Regions from separate parts of the Homo sapiens genome. Here region 2 is linked to region 1. The links are chromatin contacts, found by Hi-C in ENCODE. All regions are on one chromosome and are shown on one strand. The core of a region is the stretch at or near the end of the contact, and the rest is flanking DNA. Distances in the headings are between cores, read along the strand shown.

Region 1 (7,059 bases), core at 2,345-4,844:
GATTAGCCCTTCTGGTGCATAAAACAGTGAGGCCATCCATGGCTTTTTGTCATCAGTAATGTCCCACCTTAGCAAATAAATAGAATAACAAGTTTACCTACACTTATTTAAATATCTATGTATGTATGGCTAATAAATTTGGAATTTTGCCCTTTAGAGAAGTAAACAAATTATTTCCTTTCTCTAATTAGGCTTCAGATGACCTTGAACATGAAAACAACAAAAAGGTAACAAAATAATTCCCTTGCACATTTTAAATCAGATGCATCTAATTTAAAAAATCTTCAAAGGAAGGAATCAGTTGTGGTGAAAAAATGATTAAATCCTGATAAAAATCACAAAACTAGGGCAGATGAGTAAGATGATTTTCTAAAAGTAGGTATTTAATGCAGTAAGGCATTTTCTTCACTGGAATTAGAGATTTCATTCCTGCAGTGGAACTACATGATCATCAGCATATTGAATTTGAAAATAAAAATGAGTGAATAGGTCATCAAATCCATATTATAGCATAATAGAAAGGATGATCTTAGTTCCCACTACATTGACATTCTGGAAGATCACTGATTAATTTTACACTGCATAACTTCTAAGAGTATTATTTGATGTTATTAGCTATTGGCCTTATTGTAGGAAAGGTAAAGTTACATTTTCACTTTCTTTCATCCTCTTCAAAGTTCTTCAAGTGATCACAGTGGTTTTATTTAGTAAGTATTTATGGTTTATCCTACAACAGTGAGGCTGACAGCCACAGGCAGAAGTTTGCCTAATAACTTCATTCTCATACTTCAGAGGTTCGGAAAATACTGCCTTGCTGCCTGTGGGGTCCTATCCTATTTGAAGTTGAGATCGTATCTTCTCACCCTCTAAATATTAAACTTGAAAGAATTATGAATAAATATGGTCGCAGGCCTGTCCCAAAATATTTGTGAGTACATTACTCTCTTGTTCTAGAATTTCATAATTCATAATTTGGGTCAACAGTATACAGATTGACATTTGGTCATTGTCATTTATTAGCTAAGTTATTTTAATTCTCAAGGCATCAATCTTCTCATGTGGTCAGTGGGTAGGACTCTAATCCTCACTACACATCACAGACAGTAATGAGACTGTGTGTGCAAGAACTCATCCTGGTGCTCAGCTCATAGCACTGGTGGTATTTATTATTATTAAACACACATGGAAGGAACGGACATGGCCGTTGTTTGGTGGGGGAGCAGGAGGACACATTAAGAAAATGATAAAAACAAAAACAAAACCAAATTACATTACTTGATTATTGTTTCAGGCTTTTATTGGTGAAATCAGTTTGATAATTTAGAATGCTCAGATTGTTAAGTGATCAGTTAAGACAAACAAATTGACCATTTTTTTTTTTTTTTGAGATGGAGTCTCACTCTGTTGCCCAGGCTGGAGTGCAGTGGCGTGATCTCCGCTCACTGAAAGCTCTGCCCCCCGGGTTCACTTCATTCGCCATTCTCCTGCCTCAGCCTCCCAGTAGCTGGGACTACAGGTGCCTGCCACCATGCCCAGTTAATTTTTTTGTATTTTTAATAGAGATGGGGTTTCACAGTGTTCACCAGGATGGTCTCGATCTCCTGACCTCATGATCCACCCGCCTCAGCCTCCCAAAGTGCTGGGATTACAGGCGTGAGCCACTGCGCCCAGCATCTGACCATTTTTTAACTCATGGATTACATCATCCAACTAAGGAATTTATCCAACTAGATTCACTTTATGCAGGAAATTTAGCTTTGCAAAGTTCTCAGCAAAAATATTGATCACTTTTGAAGGTATTTTTGTTGTTGGTTTTATTGTTGTTTTTTCTATCAATAAATAAACTAATTTGTTTTCTTTTTTCTGTATGCAAAGTAATGCAGTTTCAATATGTCCTATGCAGCAAGTTATTAGGTTACTTTTAAGATTAAGTGCTTTTTAAATACTATAAACCACGTATGTATGTTGCTTACATTCTAGAGTGCTACAGTGAAACATAGTCCCCAAAGAGGCAGCATCATTAGCACCTGGGAACTAGTTACAGCAATGACTGGCCTCACTGCAGACTCACTTCAACAGAAACTCTGAGTGTGGGGCCCAGGAATCTGTTCTAGTTTAAAAAGTCTTCCAGGTGATTCTGATGCACGCTAATGTTCGAGAGTCACTATTTTTGATGTTGTGCCTCAATTTGTAAAAATATGATGCTATATCTATTTCATAGCATTGCTGTGAGGTCCAATATAGTAATTTCTTTTTTTTTTTTTTTGAGATGGAGTCTTGCTCTGTTGCCTGGTCTGGAGTGCAGTGGCACAATCTCAGCTCACCTCAACCTCTGCCTCCTGGGTTCAAGCGATTCTCCTGCCTCAGCCTCCCAAGTAGCTGGAATTACAGGCTCACGCCACCACACCCAGCTAATTTTTGGCATTTTTAGTAGAGATGGGGTTTTGCCATGTTCGCCAAGTTTGTCTTGAACTCCTGGCCTCCCAAAGTGCTGGATTAAAGGCATGAGCCACCGTTCCCGGCCAGTAATTTCTTGAATAAAGTCCCTTAAAAATCTAAAAATGTCCTACAAATGTAAGATAAGCTTAATATTTTATGATTACCTCCTTTTGCATTATTCAGAGCTACAACAGACACTAACTTCTTAAAGTATCCTTTAGCATAATTGAGGAAGAAAAAGCCTTTACCTTTCAATTTGTGTGTGTGCAATTATCTTTATTAAGGAAATCTGCAGCACGTATCCGTGGGTCCTACTGAAGTCATCAACTTATATGTTTTCTTCCTTGTGCTTGTAGGGCCTGGTCACTGTAGAAGATGAGCAGGCGTGGATGGCATCTTATAAATATGTAGGTGCTACCACTAATATCCATCCATATTTGTCCACAATGATCAACTACGCCCAGCCTGTAAAGTTTCAAGGTTTCCATGTGGCAGAAGGTAACACCAAAGGTTAAATGCAGTCGCCTTTTTTGCTTGATTTTCTTTTATGGTGCTGATGAGCTTTTATCTAATTTGTTGCCATTTTTCTTTGTGGGCATGGGGGCTGTTCCACCTCACCTTATTTTTGTTTCACAGACCATAGAAGCCACCTTGGTATGTGGTGACATTACATTGTCATTCACGACTTCAACCACAAGGTGGCGATGAGAGACTATGGATTTGTTAGTGCTGGGCATGTAGCTTCTTCTGTTCCCAAGTGCATTCACAAGACTCCTTTTAATCAAAAGCTGGTTTTCAAAAAAACATAAGAAGTATTTAAAAACTTCATTTCTGGGCTAGAGAAGCCATCGTAATCATCATTATCATCAAAAATTCATATTTCGGTGGTGGCTGAAAAGACAGATGTCTCCATCCACAGGATGTCAATGAAAGTAGGAGCTACTGACATGATAATGTAGCATTAGCCTCCAAGGCCTCATGATTCAGGGTGTAATTGCATTTATTTATTGCTGTTTTTCGGTGAGGGTTTGATGGCAGAGTTCCTGAATCCATCTTTGCTTTTCTTTTACAGAACGCAATATTCATTATAACATGTCTTCTTTTAATGAATCAGTCGGTCTTGGCTACTTGAAGACACATGCAATTGAATTTGTCAAGTATCCTTATGTATCAAGTGGAATGAGTGGTTGACTCACGTTGGTTTGGCAAGAGCCTCTGAAATAGATAAATGGCTAATATCTCATTCTGGTGGTGGAGTTCATAAAATGATATGTGGGAAAGACCATGGCAGCTGTGACAATCTGCCCAAATGAAAATTGTTTTTATAATCCACACAGTGAACTGTGATCTTAAGCATCATTTGTAAATGTGAAATCTGCTCTGTGCTGTCTACTTGTTTGTCATTGTTGGCCTAGACCTTTGTTGTTTTAGCTCTTTGTTGTTTATTTTTCTCTGCTGTAGGACTCTTTTTTTCTGTTTTCCTTAATAAGTTACAGTTATAACAAACGGCAAATGAGTCGCATTTACCCCAAGGGAGGCCGAGTCGATTCCAGTAATTACATGCCTCAGATTTTCTGGAACGCTGGCTGCCAGATGGTTTCACTGAACTATCAAACCCCAGGTAGGAGCTGATGTCCAGTGACCCCAAATTCCATGAGAACACTTTGACAGGATGGTGCCAGCACTTCCCATCAGTTGGCTGTGGGCATTTTTTAAAGGAAGCAGACATATGGCAAAGCAATGTGTTATTGGATTTATATAATGGTGAGAAATAAAAAAAAAAAAACCAAAATAGAGCAAACAATGGTAGAAGATAATGTGTTGTGATTGGAATTTAATTCCTTTCATAAATGCCATGACTATTCCTGCTAACCATTATCCCATATTCCAAAATATTTCTCATTTTTCTTCCTTTTGGATCAAAGTTGTTATCTTTGTTTCCAGAGGCAGAATTAAGTGAAAAGAATTTGAGTATCTTTGTACAGTAACAGCGACTCATTTCTCCTTTGGCAAACACCCTGACCACTGTGAACATTCAGCAAATATGACTGATGCAGGGGCACTTCACTAAACAAATACAGAATATTTTGAAGTAAATGCCACTAAAATGGTATATAAGGAGTTACATATTTGAAGAGGTACTAATCTATAACTTGGTCCTCCAAAGTGTACTCAAAGTCAGGTTTCCAATATATAATGACTTTTTTTTTCTGGAAGGAAAAGAGTAAATTTTTATAATTGATAAACACATTTTTAAAATTTTTGAGGTTTGCTTAAGAGCCTAGGATCACAGTATCAAGACTAGAGGTAGCAAAATAGAAATAGAATAGATAGAAATATGCCACAAACCCTCTTCACTGTAGATGGTCAATTCTACAGCATGGTTCTTACAACTGGTAAAATAAAACAAAACCAGAAAGCTCTTTTTTCCTTCAACTCTTTGCTATTAAGAGAACTGCCCATGCTTCCCAATTTGAGGATTTTTTAAAATCTATTTTGTATTTTAAGAATCCCTGTCACTTCGTTCCCTGCTATGTGGATTGAGTGGAAGATCCTTTGACTTTCATTCCTTTGGCATGAGTGTGAGCTGACTGTGCTTCTCATGCCTTGAAGGAGCCTCCCCAGTGACCAGAAGCTCCTCCTACTGGAGTCACCATTCTGCATGGGGTCCCCACAGTGCTTGCTAGGTTAGACTGTGACGTGATAGCTACCAATACAATCCTGAGTGTTTCTAGCTGGGGCCCAGTAACAAGGCTCTGATGACTTCACTTACTTAAAAAAGCCCAACTTGTGTTCTCAGTTGTCAGTGAGTCCATAATATGGATTAAATGGCTAACCCAGCTTATGTTTTATTCTATAATATTAGGTTTAAACACAACATTTTGAAGAGGAAAAAATATCCATCAGTTTACCCATTTCTTTTGCGGATGGGAAGAAAGAAAAAATGTTATTCACTTGCAAGACAGAAGTCAAAAGCCATGTGCTGCCAGTGTAGACCCCACTAGAGTAATTCCCCCTGCCTCCCATCCTGGAAGCATGCCACCAAGTTTTATGCGATACTTACCTAGTTCATTTTCCAGTCTTTTAAATCAAGTTTCATATTCACCCTCCCGGGTATCTCCAGGGTTCCTCTGCCCAGGGATCCTGAGACCCATCCTCTCCCACTGTAGCAGGTTGGATATCTCTACTCTCAATACTCATCAAACAATGGTGTGACTCCTATATTGAATCCAGTTTTAAAAGTGACCTTTAGCATGATCTTTATGAAAACACATTTTATGTTTAATTTAAATGAAACATGAGGTCAATTCAACATGGAAGAGAGTATGCCTTAAATAGACCAAGCAGAACCTTGTAGTATTAAAGAGGGACCTGTGGGCCTAGGAGCAATCTGATACCTATTGTTTCAAATCACCCCGTCAGGGTCTTTTTTGTCTAGGAAGACAAGATGCTAAATTATTTTTGTCTCTTGACAGATTTAGCGATGCAATTGAATCAGGGAAAATTTGAGTATAATGGATCGTGCGGGTGAGTAATATGATTTAAACTGTTTTCACCTAGATTGAGAACTCCATACTACAGCTCTAATGAAGCCATGTCATTTTCAATTAGGGGCTACAGAATTTAAGCTGGGTTTGAGGGATGGAATAGAAAGAAATGAAATACCTAGAGAATATTTGCACATATACATTCTTCATCTACCCCATTTTACTAAGCAGGTTTTGGGTTTTTTAAATCACAAGTGAAGCAGTTCATACATATGCTACAGTTTAATCCTCTCACTTTAAAATCAATAGTGGAGGATTTTATGTCTGGGACAGGTAATAATCCCTGCACACTTGGACATTAACTGGAGATGTAGGCATTAAATATGTGCATTTTACCTAGGACAAATCAAATAATGAAGTTAATTTCATATGTAATGAAGTTGTGGGTGTCGAGCTGAATTTCATTCAGTTGGGAATAAACCTTTGTCCTCTACTGATTCTTTTTTGTGTCTTGTAAGTAGCAGTTATCAAAGAATAATGCTGTGAATATTGTCCTAGTTTCCTTAAATAGCACTCTTGAAAACTGTGAACCAAGAAGTGAAATAGGAAATGTTAATTCTACAGAAACACTGAAAGGTTAAATGAAAATATAAAATTAGAATTCTCTTGAGATAAAAAAAAAAAAACACAACTATGTGGTCATCCCCTCACCCCACCTCAGCCTCATGCATCTGTCCCCAAACAAGTAAATATTAATAACTCCAGACCACTGCCCAAAGGCCTGTAGAGGAATCCAATGGAAAACTATCCCGTCATAATGATGCTATTAGGAATTTCTTCATGGTGGCTCACCTGATTGGATATCTTTTTATCACTGAACACTGCCAGTCAAGATAACATTTTTCAGTGGTTGTGAGTTAGGAATGACTTTTCAGCATGCACTCTGCCTCCCTCTGCCAGCCTGGTGAATGGTTCTCTGCCAATGTGGCTGCAAACACAGTGATTATGCTATTCCCCAAATCACCCACCACTTACATACCTGGAGCATGCCCTACATTTTCCTCTGCTGTGTGCTTTGGAAGAAAATAAATTGTGTAGCTGGGAAGAGAAAGATCTGAATTCATATTTCAGA
Region 2 (7,059 bases), core at 2,928-5,427, 630 kb after region 1:
ATTCAGTTACCTGATTATAAAATCAAAGATTATTTCATGAAACTCAGTACCCCTTCAGGGAAAAAAAAAAAAAATTCCCTAAAACAAAGTTAGGAGAGTGAATCGGACCACATGCTTATCTCCAAGGTCTCAATCAAACAGCAAATGCTTACCCAACTTCTATTCAAAATATTTGCGCCAGTAGTTCTGATATGACCCAAGCAGAGTTCACACATTATTAATCTACTCCTTTCAGTCTTCTAGATGTGTTTCCTCCAAAATCTACCAGATTCTCAAATAATTTCAGGAACTTTCTCCAGAACAGAAACAAGGTTGTTACTGATACCAACTTTGTCTCCAAACATGGGGAAGATTATCATTGGAAAGATCTATTGATGACCTATAATACATAGTTGGAACTGTTTATCCACAGAAGTATTCCCCAAGAATCAACCACAGAGCCAAGATGGAGCTTATGTCATTGTTATGCATACTTCTTTTACGGCTTGTGAGGGCAGTTCATACTATTCTGATTTTACAACTGAGACCCAAGGAACCTGAGTGACTTCTAGGCTCCATTATGTCAAAAAAAACTCAAATGTGAGGCTTTGCCTACACTGAGAAACAGTAGTTCAAGAAACGGTGCCCTGGTTCTGTTAAAATAATCTGAGAGTTATGTGGTAAGTAGTTGAGAGTGAATAGGGTAGCTTTGAGAGGTGACAGCGTGCTGGCAGTCCTCACAGCCCTCGCTGGCTCCAGGCGCCTCCTCTGCCTGGGCTCCCACTTTGGCGGCACTTGAGGAGCCCTTCAGCCCACCACTGCACTGTGGGAGCCCCTTTCTGGGCTGGCCAAGGCCGGAGCCGGCTCCCTCAGCTTGCAGGGAGGTGTGGAGGGAGAGGCGCGAGCGGCAACCGGGGCTGCGCACGGCGTTTGCGGGCCAGCTGGAGTTCTGGGTGGGCGTGGGCTTGGCGGGCCCCGCACTCGGAGCAGCCGGCCAGCCCTTCCAGCCCCAGGCAATGAGAGGCTTAGCACCCGGGCCAGCAGCTGCGGAGGGTGTACTCCGTCCCCCAGCAGTGCCAGCTCACAGGCGCTGCGCTCAATTTCTCACCGGGCCTTAGCTGCCTTCGCGCGGGGGGTGCTCGGGACCTGCAGCCCGCCATGCCTGAGCTCCCACCCCCTCCATGGGCTCCCGTGCGCCCGAGCCTCCCCGATGAGCACCACCCCCTGCTCCACGGCGCCCAGTCCCATCGACCACCCAAGAGCTGAGGAGTGCGGGCGCACGGCGCGGGACTGGCAGGCAGCTCCACCTGCAGCTCTCGTGCGGGATTCACTGGGGGAAGCCAGCTGGGCTCCTGAGTCTGGTGGGGACGTGGAGAACCTTTATGTCTAGCTCAGGGATTGTAAATACACCAATCGGCACTCCGTATCTAGCTCAAGGTTTGTAAACACACCAATCAGCACCCTGTGTCTAGCTTAGTGTTTGTGAACGCACCAAGCCACACTCTGTATCTAGCTACTCTGGTGGGGCTTTGGAGAACCTTTGTGTCCACACTCTGTAGCCAGCTAATCTGGTGGGGACATGGAGAACCTTTGGGTGTAGCTCAGGGATTGTAAACGCACCAATCAGCGCCCTGTCAAAACAGAGGACTCGGCTCTACCAATCAGCAGGATGTGGGTGGGGCCAGATAAGAGCATAAAAGCAGGCTGCCTGAGCCAGCAGTGGCAACCCGCTTGGGTTCCCTTCCACACTGTGGAAGGTTTGTTCTTTCACTGTTTGCAATAAATCTTGCTGCTGCTCACTCTTGGGGTCCACACTGCTTTTATGAGCTGTAACACTCACTGCGAAGGTCTGCAGCTTCACTCCTGAAGCCAGCGAGACCACGAGCCCACCAGGAGGAACCAACAACTCCAGAAGCGCCGCCTTAAGAGCTGTAACACTCACCGTGAAGGTCTGCAGCTTCACTCCTGAGCCAGCGAGACCACGAACCCACCAGAAGGAAGAAACTCCGAACACATCCGAACATCAGAAGGAACAAACTCCAGATGCGCCACATTAAGAGCTGTAACACTCACCGCGAGGGTCCCTGGCTTCATTCTTGAAGTCAGTGAGACCAAGAACCCACCAATTTTGGACACAGTTTGACAATAAATTTACACTCAAATATCTCTAAGGAATCAAACTTACAGATTAATAATTAGTAATCAGGTCACGTAAAGTAAATTATAAAAGAGCATTGATACCAAGATTGGCAGAAAGTTTTTTGTGTGACAAAACCAAGTTTTGGCTAAGATACACACTGCTGATGGGAGTCTAAATTGCTGTATATGTCGGGAAAACAAGTTGTCTTTATCTTGATGTTATAAATAACCTATGACCCAGAAATTTAACTCCTAGACATATACTCTAGTGAAACTCTTGAACGTGTGCGTCCAAAGACATTTATAAACATGATCTTAGTAGTATTGCTTTTAGTAGCAAATTCTGGAAACATCCCAAATGTCTATCAATAGTGGAATTGATTTGAAAGGGGTGTGGAATGGTAATATAATGGAATAGCCTACAGCTGTTTAGATAAAGGAACTCCAATTAAACATACCAACAAAGATACATTTCAAAAACAAGACGTTGAAAGGAAAAAAGTCATCAAAACAATACACAACATTCTACCACATTTTTATAAATTCTCAAAATATGCAATATTAAACATGCATTATTTAGGGAGGCATTCAATGTAGCAATGCATTTTTAAGAGGCTGGGATGATAAATGTAAAATTCAGAACAGGTATTATCTCTGGGAACAGGAAGAGGAGGATGCAGTGTTGGGAAGAAATACATATAAGTACAGCAGTAGAGGCAGACTTTTTTTTCCTTTTCCTTTTTCCTTTATTTTTCCTAGCTTTCTTTTTCTTTAGCTATGGTATTTCTTTAGCTATGGTATGGTATGGTATGTACTTTCCATATATCATACAGTATATTTTGGTGTGCATGAAATAGTCCTTAATAACATTTTTATTATTTTTTATTTGACGTTTAAGTTCAGGGGTACATGTGCAGATTTGTTATATAGGTAAACTTGTGTCATGTGGTTTTGTTGCACAAATTATTTTCTCACCCAGGTATTAAGATTAGTACCCATTAGTTATTTCTCTTGATCCTCTCCCTCCTCCCACTCTCCACCTTCTACCCTCCAATAGGCCCCAGTGTGTGCTGTTCCCCTCTATGTGTCCATGTGTTCTCATCACTTAGCTCTCACTCATAAGTGAGAACATGCAGTATTGGGTTTTCTGTTTCTGCGTTAGCTTGCCAAGGATAATTGCCTCCAGCTCCATATTCCTGCAAAAGACATAATTTTGTTCCTTTATATGGTTGCATAGTATTCCATGGTGTATATGTACCGCATTATCTTTAGCCAGTCTATCATTGATGAGCACTTAGGTTGATTCCATGTCTTCGCTCTTAACATTTTTAAACAGTCTCTGAGTAGAATAGGGTAGGCTGGTGTAAGGAATTACTGTTTTTAATTGGAAGCAATTACATACTGCATTAAAAAGCATATATATATAGACACACATATATATGTTTTACATTCACATAATCAAACCAAAGCTTTCAGAATTTTCCGCCAAAAAGCATGTGTGGAGGGAGAGAGAGGGGTGTTATGGTGCATTTGTAGGCCCTGAAATAAAGTGATCTCCATATTTGCTTCCATTTGTGTATAAATATTTTTTAAGCATATATGCATCCTAGAGTATGGAAAGAAAATTTCTGGGAAGATTTGCAAGAATCTGTGGCAGTTGAGAGTAGGTTCACTTTCGCTTTATTGTGTAATTTATTGTATTTTTCATTTAATTGTACTTTGTAAACTAAATATTTATTGTATATTTTACTTCATTTTTTAATTGCCATATGCAGCTTTAATTTTATAACTAAATTACGTTCTGACCCAGGGCAGGAGGTGGGAGAAGAGAATGAGAGAAGGGCGGAATCCTCAAGACAGCAGCATTCTGCGCTCCGCCCTGGAACACCCAGCGCAGCTACCCCATCCCGCCCAGGCCGGCCACCTGGCGTCGAAGCCAGGCGCGAGGGGCGGAGGCGGAGGCGGGGGCGGGGGCGGAGGCGGAGGCGGAGGCGGAGGCGGAGGCGGAGGCGGAGGCGGAGGCGGAGGCGAGCACCGCCCCACCGCGCACGCTGCGGTTGCCCCGGCAGCCGCGCCCTGCGTGGCGGAAGCTCACAATCAGCCCGGTCCCTCCGGCTTCCACCCCGCCCCCTGCGCTCACCTGCCCGCGCGCTCGCCTTCCGGGGACCCGGGGCCCATGGACACATACACCCAGCCCTGCTGTCCCGCGCGCCAGCTCACCAGCCCTACCCAAGGGACATCATTCACGCCTGGGCGCCTCCGCCGGGCTCCGGGAGCCCAAGGTCGCGGCTGGGCCAGCGCTGAGCGTCAGAGGACGAGAGCAGGGGCCTCCCCGGTCGCCCCAGCAGGCCCAGGCACATAGGTGCCCAGAGATCCCTGGCTTCTGATCGCCCGGAAGACTAAGAGGTGAGCATGACACATGGCTTTTCCTTTGACGTTACATCTCTACCCCCTCCACTCCTCTCTTCTCCAGATTTTTCTGGAGACTAAAAAGTGGAAAGCACAGTAGAGAACCCCCAACATGTAAACTATCGCTTACACTTGTGGGTGAGCTGAAACCCGCAAAAGTTTGGTGTATTCATAAGGAGCCTATATTGAAGGACTTTGCTAAATGTTTTACAAGGATCATATCTCATTTCCTTTTCACACAGTCCCATGAAGTGGGCACCATTGCTATTGCCAGTTCACAGATGCAGAAACTGAGGTAAAAACTAGGTAGGTAGCATATCCATATTTATATCCAACTAGTTTGTGTAAATAATGATACAGGGAAGGGAGGATCACAACGGATTTCCCCACCTCAAACCCTACATTCCACTGTACCAAGCTTGTCTTCCTCCATTCCTCTTTCTAATGATCCTTCCTTGTCGCACAGCCCCCCTTTGAGAGTTAAATGACCTGAACACACACAGATTCCCACAGATTTTCATGTAATTTCCGAGTATTCAGACCCCGAACATGGACCTCAAGTCAAGACATTCTGCTCTATTCCACTACCTTGGTAGATGGTTAGATGTGACTAAGGTGGCCCAGGGTCATGCTGGGGAAAAGTACAGGTGTGCTTGTATGTGGAGGATCCTATATGCTGCTCAATTTACAAGGAACCCAGGACCCAAGGGCTACACTTGTGTGATTTCCTGCAGTGGGGTGAGCTCTTGGTCAGTCTTAGCAGTTGATTGTGAAGGACACTATACAGGGTGCTGCCCTCTCCCCAGCACTTCAGGGCTTTAGCTGGGAGGGAGGCAGTCCACAGGAAACCGACCCATGGACCTACTGAATTCATCACTGTAGCTGCTAATTAATTCTCCGTTAGAGATGGGTGCTAACAGAGGCAACATTGAAGTCCCTGATTGGGAAATCCTTATTTTCACAAATCAAGTGGCATTGATTCAGTCTAATCATTACCTATGTAGGAGCATCTTGCCCTATTCCATAGATGACACATATACATATGCAGTATGATGACACCGCACCTAATCGGAATATGGCCGATAATAATAAAACAAGCCATAAATAGCAGCTAAGGTGAGTGTCACCAAGCCGTGCAGCAAAGTCCAAGTGGATGACTCTGAGGCAGCCTCAGTTGGTTCCCTAGTCCACCGCATGTTATAAACAGATTAAAAGGCAAAGGAGGCCTGGCCCGGTGGCTCACGCCTGTAGTCCCAACACTTTGGGAGGCTGAGGCGGGTGGATCACCTGAGGTCAAGAGTTCAAGATCAGCCTGGCCAACATGGTGAAACCCTGTCTTTACTAAAAATACAAAAATTAGCCAGGTGTGGTGGTGGGCACCTGTAATCCCAGCTACTCGGGAGGCTGAGGCAGGAGAATCGCTTGAACCCAGGAGGTGGAGGTTGCAGTGAGCCGAGATTGTGCCACTACACTCCAGCCTGGGTGACAGAGTGAGAGTTGGGCTGAGGGTCGAGGGTCATGGGATAGGGCGAGACACCAGGGGAGTGTGTGAGGACAGAAAAGAGTCTTGAGGACCTAGCCCTGGGCACCCAACATAGGCTTCTTGAAATGGGGAGTCAGCAAAGGAGCCTGAGCAGGAGGGGGCATTGGTGTTGGATGGAAGCAGGCGATGGAGATGTTGTGGTGCCTAGAGAGACACATTTAAAGGAGAGAGAGCTCACTGCCGTAGAGAATGTAGGTGAGGGAGCAGGCTTGCGATGGAGAAAAATGGTGCATAGTTTCAACTTTTGTAGTAAGATGGAATCTTTTCATTGCAAATGTTGGAAACTTAGCTAACTAGCTTATACCAAAATAAGGTGACGGGGGAGAAGATGTATTTACCCACAAAGTGGTAGATGGCTTCTGGCACCATGGAATCCATGTTGCAACTAATGCCATCAATCTCAGTCTCTCTCCATCCTCCAAGCATGGACTCTCTCTGTGGCACCCAAGAGAGCTACCTGCGCCCCAGCCCCACACCATACTGCTTAACAACTTCAGCAGAATAGTCTTCCCTCATAGTTCTGGATGATGGGCTGCTGATTGGTTGATGTCTTTTATGCACATATGCTTGAGCTTCAGTGTACCTGGAAAGGGATGGTTCCCTCAAATGGGCCAAGCCTAGGCCACAGACGCTTTCCTCTGGCAGGGGACAGAAGGGACAGCCCCATCCAAACGACCCGGATAGGATTCCCTATGTGATAATGGAGTTCTTTTCTCATAAGAAATGAAGAAACAACTGGTCATACCTAGCATGGCCTGCTACTCAATCCAAAAGATTTTCCGTACAAGGAGGTAAAATTACATACTAGAATGCCCATCACAATTTAACAGGGAGATTGTTTATGAAGATTTGCAGTTTCCTTGCAGCCATTTAACTACATCTTTTCCACTTAAGATGACATAGGAATCACTCATCACATCTCTGATATGTTACAGAGCCCAGTAGATTTGTTTATAATGAACACCTCAAAATTATATGTTTTTATAACA

Evidence for each region. A loop is a pair of places that touch in the nucleus more often than their neighbours do. Pooled maps may share reads with other maps.
Region 2: a loop to region 1 is called in a pooled map, with 3 times the contacts of the local background. The contact joins the promoter of ANKEF1 here to the enhancer-like site in region 1. A Hi-C loop is called at or near these places in 2 of 37 single-sample maps with no recorded cell type and 2 of 50 pooled maps.

The regions. Positions count from the first base shown.
Region 1 is chr20:9,405,122-9,412,180 of GRCh38, forward strand. It overlaps PLCB4 (phospholipase C beta 4), which reads left to right. Exons shown (of 40, transcript NM_001377142.1): 21 at 192-227; 22 at 2,796-2,937; 23 at 3,512-3,596; 24 at 3,936-4,060; 25 at 5,916-5,967. Among named protein-coding and RNA genes, the nearest start is that of LAMP5, 110 kb to the right of the region's middle. Within about 2 kb of position 3,595, at least 2 of the 41 ENCODE cell types and tissues checked have a DNase peak (open chromatin) inside an H3K27ac peak, as active enhancers do.
Region 2 is chr20:10,030,810-10,037,868 of GRCh38, forward strand. It overlaps ANKEF1 (ankyrin repeat and EF-hand domain containing 1), which reads left to right and starts at 4,178. Exons shown (of 11, transcript NM_022096.6): 1 at 4,178-4,524; 2 at 4,770-4,833. The region is part of intron 3 of SNAP25-AS1 (SNAP25 antisense RNA 1); the gene reads right to left. RefSeq lists a silencer at 3,969-4,518.